Linked DNA regions of Homo sapiens: region 1 is linked to region 2. Evidence: read pairs that join two places in POLR2A ChIA-PET (ENCODE). Cell type or tissue: PC-3. All regions are shown on one strand. Each heading gives the region's core, and the rest is flanking DNA. Links, peaks and the distances in the headings are about the cores only. Region 1 overlaps LOC105372998 (a long non-coding RNA gene). Region 2 overlaps DEPDC5 (DEP domain containing 5, GATOR1 subcomplex subunit).

Region 1 (2,920 bases), core at 280-2,779, 58 kb after region 2:
CCAAGAGAAAATCTGCTGCCTTTGAATAAAACCAGCCTTTCTCACTGGCCTCCTGCCATGGGACAGAAACAGCCTTCTTGACTTCCAGTGAGTTCTGCCGGCTAGAGACGTGACCTTGGGTGGTCACAGGGTACCCGTGGAGTAGGAAAAGCCTTTGTCCCTCTAAGCTGAGATAGAAACTGGATATGAAACCACAATGCAATGGAGAAGTCTGTCTCATTTCCTGAGCTCAGCCATTTCTCAGTGCCAGGCACTTTCAGCTCTTCCTTCCCTCTTCAAACAGGGTCACTTACCGTGTCCTGATGGTGGAATCCTCTACTTTGGTTTTTCTGGCCAGCAGTGTTTTCTTTAATGGGTTGGAGCAAAGGTTCTCAAAGGCCTACAGACCTGGGCCAGTCCCCCACAGAGTCAGCACCAGGACATGGTGAAATCAGAGAAACAGGGACAAAGTCGGGAGTTTTTATGAAGATAAATTAATTCTGAAATTGTCTGCCCTACTTTTTTCTGTGTCAGGATGCCCTTTCTTTTATGAAACAAGGGTGCTAGGAGTTGGCCATTTTTTTCAGTGTCCTTGTTTGTCAAAATCACCTATTTAATTTTCTTTTGAAATTTACTGGTCTGTGGACAGTGGCTGAGCCAGGATGAGAACTTGGATTTTGTAGTTCCAGGTTTGCAGTCTCTCCCCTCTGCCACCCCTCCCTGGAGAGGATCAGATGCAGGGGAGACAGGACGGCTGGCTGTAAATTATTGACGGGCTGCCATGTGGAAGAGGGGAAGCACTGGTTCTGTAACCAGGGAGCAGAGTCAGGGTCACTGGGTAGCAGTTTCAGAGGGGCATATTTCAAGTGGGTTAGAATAAACTCTTTGACAGGCAGGAATTCAACAATAGAATGGGCTACCCCACCCATGGTGGCCAGGCACAGGTGTGGCAGCCATATTTGGGCTGTTGGAGGGACTATCCCCGCCTGCGGGTACTGGTTAAGGATTTTGGCCTTGGATTCAAATCGACCTGGGTTTCAGCACTAGTTTTACCACTTTTTATCTGTGTGACCCGGGGCAAATCAGTTTCCTGCTGTTTAAAATGGGGGTAAATCACGCCTCCCTCAGAGTCCTGTGAGGATTGAAAGAAGGGGTGCCAGCCGGGCACAGTGGCTCACGCCTGTAATCCCAGTGCTTTGGGAGGCCAAGATGGGAGGATTGCTTGAGCTCAGGAGTTTGAGACCAGCCTTGGCAACATAGTGAGGCCTCGTCTCTACCGCTACTATTAATAATAAACTAGCTGGGCATAGTGGCATGTGCCTGAAATCTCAGCTACTCGGAAGGCTGAGGTGGGAGAATTGCTTGAGTCCAGGAAGTCAGCTGCAGTGAGCCAAGATCGTGCCACTGCACCCCAGCCTGGGTGACAGAGTGAGACCCTGTTTCAAAAATAAAAGAAAGAAGGGGTGCCCAGGCCACAAAAGGGCATTTTGTGAGATGTGGGCACATTCCTGGCACATCTGTCTCCAGGGAGTTTACTAATTCCTGGGGAATAAGGAATGCCACTCTCTGGTGGAGAGGAAGAGACTCACAGAGAAAAACAGTTTATGAGGCCGTGTGCGGTGGCTCACGCCTGTAATCCCAGCACTTTGGGAGGCCGAGGCGGGAGGATCACCTGAGGTCAGGAGTTTGAGACCAGCCTGGCCAACATGGGGAAACCCCATCTCTACTAAGAATACAAAAATTAGCCAGGTGTGGTGGCTCATGCCTGTAATCCCAGCTACTCGAGAGGCTGAGGCACGAGAATCGCTTGATTCCAAACATTCATTCATCCATATACCCATCCATCCATACACCTACTCATCCAACTCGTGTTCATCCAAACATCCATCCATCCATCCATCCATCCATCCATCCATCCATCCATCCATATATACATCCATCTATCCATTCATGCATCTATACATATACCTATTGATCAAATTCTTGTCCATCCATCCATCCACCTATTTATCCAACTTCTGTTCATCCAAACATCCACCTATCCATCTATCTACCCATCCATCCATTCATGCATGCATGCATCCATCCATACATACATACATACACTCACTCATCCGTCTATATACCCATCCATCCATGTATCTATTTATCTAATTCCTGTACATCCAAACATTCATTCATCCATATACCCATCCATCCATACACCTACTCATCCAACTCATGTTCATCCAAACATCCATCCATCCACCCATCCATCCATCCATCCATCCATCCATCCATCCATGTTTCAAGCAGAGAACAAGACAAAATCACTGCATTCATGAAGCTTAAATTGAGTGAGGCAGGGCTTGCAGATATAAATCAAATAATAGTAAATAAGGGTAAAATTGTGACAATGATAAGTGCTACAGACATAAAGGGCACATGGTGCTAGGAGAGTCCATCACAGGGCAATCTGACCTAGTCATGAAGGTCAGCAAAGGCTCTCCAAGTGACCATAGAACTGAGAACTACAGGGTAAGCAGGATTAAGTAGAAGAATTGGGGAGGAAAAAATGTTCAGGAAGAGAGGGAAGGGCACGCACAGGGCAAGATAAAGTTGGGAAGTAGGCCTGACCATGCAGTGCTCTTGGGCATGCTGAAGATTTTGATTTTGATTCTTAGAGGTTCTAAGCAAGGAGCAGGTGACAGGATCAGATTTGTATTTTTAAGAGATTATTTTGGCTGTGGTTACAGAAGATGGAAGCGGGGGATGGGATGAGCAAGTGTGAAAGCCGGAGGCCTGTGGGAAGCCAATGTAGATGTCCAGGAAATTCATGATGGAACCTTGGACTGGGGAGGTGATGGGGGGAGGGGAGGAGTGGATGGACTTGAGGGCCATTTAGGAGATAAAATGGACATGATTGGGCCATGGGTTTTGTGGGAAGGATAAGGGTGAGGGA
Region 2 (2,920 bases), core at 94-2,593:
TATTCCCAAGCTTTCCCTCTCTGCAAGGCATATGGGATTCTGTTGTGGATCCCTTTGCAATGCCTCTGTCTGCGTGGCAGGAGCTGAGTGACTGGAAAGCAGGAGCCCACTTAGCCCATTTGTCTCCGGGTAAGACAAAGGGGAGTGTCATCTCTACCAGCCTCCAGGCACAGTGGAGAGCTGGGCTGGCAGATCCAGCTGTTTCCTTGTAGCTGATGACCCACCAGCATGAGAAAGTGGGGCTGTGACAAGCCCACGAGGTGGAAGGTAGAAGACCCATGGGGGATGCCTGTGGTGGGTGGTGCTAATCTCAGAGGCATCTCTAACAGGGTTCCCTCCCTTACTTTCTCCTGTAGCTTGGGAGTGCCAGAAAGTGGGGGGAAATTGGGGATTGGTGCTGCTGCTGAGAGGTTTGGTTTTTTTTTAATCAAACGCCAGACTTGGATTTTGCCATTTTTTTCAATTAATGTCTTCTTTCTATTCTAGGATCCAATCTTGGGTACCACATTGCCTGGCTTCCCAGTCTCTTCTAATCTGTGACTGTTTCTCAGGCTTTCCTTACATTTTTCTTTCTTTTTTGAGACAGTCTCGCTCTGTCGCCAGGCTGGAATGCAGTGGCGTGATCTCAGCTCACTGCAACCTCCGCCTCCCGAGTTCAAGCGATTCTCCTGCCTCAGCCTCCCAAGTAGCTGGGATTACAGGCACACGCTGCCATGCCCAGCTAATCTTTGTATTTTTAGTAGAGACAGGGTTTCACCATGTTGGCCAGGATGGTCTCCATCTCCTGACCTTGTGATCCGCCCACCTCGGCCTCCCAAAGTGCTGCGATTACAGGTGTGAGCCACCGCGCCCAGCCCTTTCCTTACTTTTTAAAATGACCTTCACAGCCTTGAGGAGTCCTGGCCAGGTGTCCTGTAGAATGTCCCCAAATCTGGGTTTGTCCGAGGTTTTTTTTCATGGTTAGACTGGAGTTACAGATACTCAAAAAGAATACCCCAGAGGGGAAGTGCCCTTCTCATCACATCACATCAGTAGGTACCTGAGATCCACACAACATCACTGGCGACGATAATCTTCATCACTCCTTCATCACTTGGTTAATGTCATATTTGTTAGCCATCTCTACTATGAAGTTACTATGTTTTCCTTTTTTATACTCCATTTATTGGAGGCACATCACTAAGTCTAGCCCACTCTAAAGCGGAGGGGGGAGTATCTACATATGTTCAGTGGAGTCCTTTTTTCGGACAAGGTTCATAAGATTCTTAAGATGAAAGGCATCTCCCTTTACTTGGCTCTTTGCCAGGAATCTACGTGCGACATCTGCCATTCTCTCCATCCTACCTGCTATTTATCTTTGTTCACCACTGATCTTATTCCAAAAAGTTATTTCATGTGGATCATGGAAGTAAATGCAACCCCTAAAATAAAAACATGACTAGATGGGGGAAATTCAGGTAAAGAAAAAAAATAAGACAGGATGTAATATAAGGCCTTGTAAAGTAGATAGAATTTTGTGCCAAATTCAGCTCTGAACCTCCTGGTAGCCAAAGAAAAGTGGGAAACCTCTGTTCCAAGACTCATAGTGGTTATAAAATAAAGACAACCAGATTCCTTGGGAGAAGCATACCTTTTCCTGGTATTAGGATCTAAACAAAATGCCTTTTCTGTGCAGCCTCTTAAAAGATACACATTGTGTGATACATAGATAGAGCAGAGGTCAGGAAACTATAGGGCAGATCTGGTCTACCATCTGCTTTTGTAAATGAAGTTTTATTGTAATAGAGCCACACCCATTCATTTACATATTGCCTGTGGCTGCTTTCTCACTTTCTTACTCAAAGTTGAGTAGTTGTGACAGAGACCCTATGGCCCACAAAGCCTGAAATATTTACTCTCTGGTCTCTTGCAAAAAATGTTTCCCAATTCCTGATCCAGAGGACAACTCTTTAACCACCCCCTACCCCGGCTCCCACCAAAATAGGACTGCAGGACTAATGTGCATTTCTGGTAATGGCCTTCACGTTAGGCTGGTAGAGCAATTCTTGTTATAGTACATGAGAGAACCCCACTACAGGGGCCCAGAAGGCAATGCCTAAGAGCCACTCTTATATGCATAAGAGCTGGTTCTAGTCCCCTTTAGTTAGCTTATTCTCATTTAAATTTACGGCATGGTCTCATTTAAATTTACAGCATGGTAAACCTTACTGGTTAGAGGCAGGTGGTAATTGGTAATTGCAAGCTGTCTCTTGCTGCATTTCTCTGTGTGTTTATGGTGCCAGCAAAACCTGTGTGGTCCTTTTTATTATTATTGTTATTTTTTTAACAAATCATTGAGCCTGCTATAGAACAGCAAAATGGTTCTATGAGAACCAGGAGGAACTTTACCCCCCAAGGGACATTTGGTAATATCTGGAGACATTTTTATTTGTCATAATTGGGGGTTGGGGCTGATAGTATTACTGGCATCAAGTGGGTAGAAGCCAGGGATGCTTCTGAACATCCAGCAATGCACAGGACAGCCCCCCACAGCAAACAGTTATCTGACCCCAGAGGGCAATACTGCTGAGACTGAGAAGCCTTGTTTTATTTTCTTCATTTTATTTATTTATTTTTTTGAGACAGGGTCTCTCTCTGTCGCCCAGGCTGGAGTGCAGTGGCAGGATCCCAGCTCACAGCAACCTCCGCTTCCCGGGTGAAGCAGTCTTCTCACTTCACTCTCCCAAGTAGCTGGGACTACAGGCGTGTGCCACCACGCCTGGCTAATTTTTGCATTTTTTGTAGAAATGGGGTTTCACCGTGTTGCCTAGGGTGGCCTCGAACTCCTGGACTCAAGTGATCCACTCGCCTTCGCCTCCCAAAGTGCCAAGATTACAGGCGTGAGCCACCGCACCCAGCTGAGAAGCTTTGTTTTAGAAAG

The links. Peaks named below come from ENCODE experiments on the same cell type or tissue, not always from the same donor. Only the 100,000 strongest peaks of a DNase experiment are listed, where the experiment ranks them.
Region 1: POLR2A ChIA-PET joins it to region 2 with 8 read pairs; 6 of 35 experiments call an interaction of 5 or more read pairs at or near these places.

What each region holds. Positions count from the first base shown.
Region 1 is chr22:31,923,205-31,926,124 of GRCh38, forward strand. It overlaps LOC105372998 (a long non-coding RNA gene), which reads right to left. Exons shown (of 3, transcript XR_001755494.2): 3 at 2,091-2,920. Among named protein-coding and RNA genes, the nearest start is that of YWHAH, 20 kb to the right of the region's middle. In PC-3, for the core only: no CTCF peak of the experiment used is centred there; no DNase peak of the experiment used is centred there.
Region 2 is chr22:31,865,828-31,868,747 of GRCh38, forward strand. All of the region lies in intron 33 of DEPDC5 (DEP domain containing 5, GATOR1 subcomplex subunit), which reads left to right. Among named protein-coding and RNA genes, the nearest start is that of YWHAH, 77 kb to the right of the region's middle. In PC-3, for the core only: no CTCF peak of the experiment used is centred there; no DNase peak of the experiment used is centred there; H3K27ac peaks cover 1,597 bases.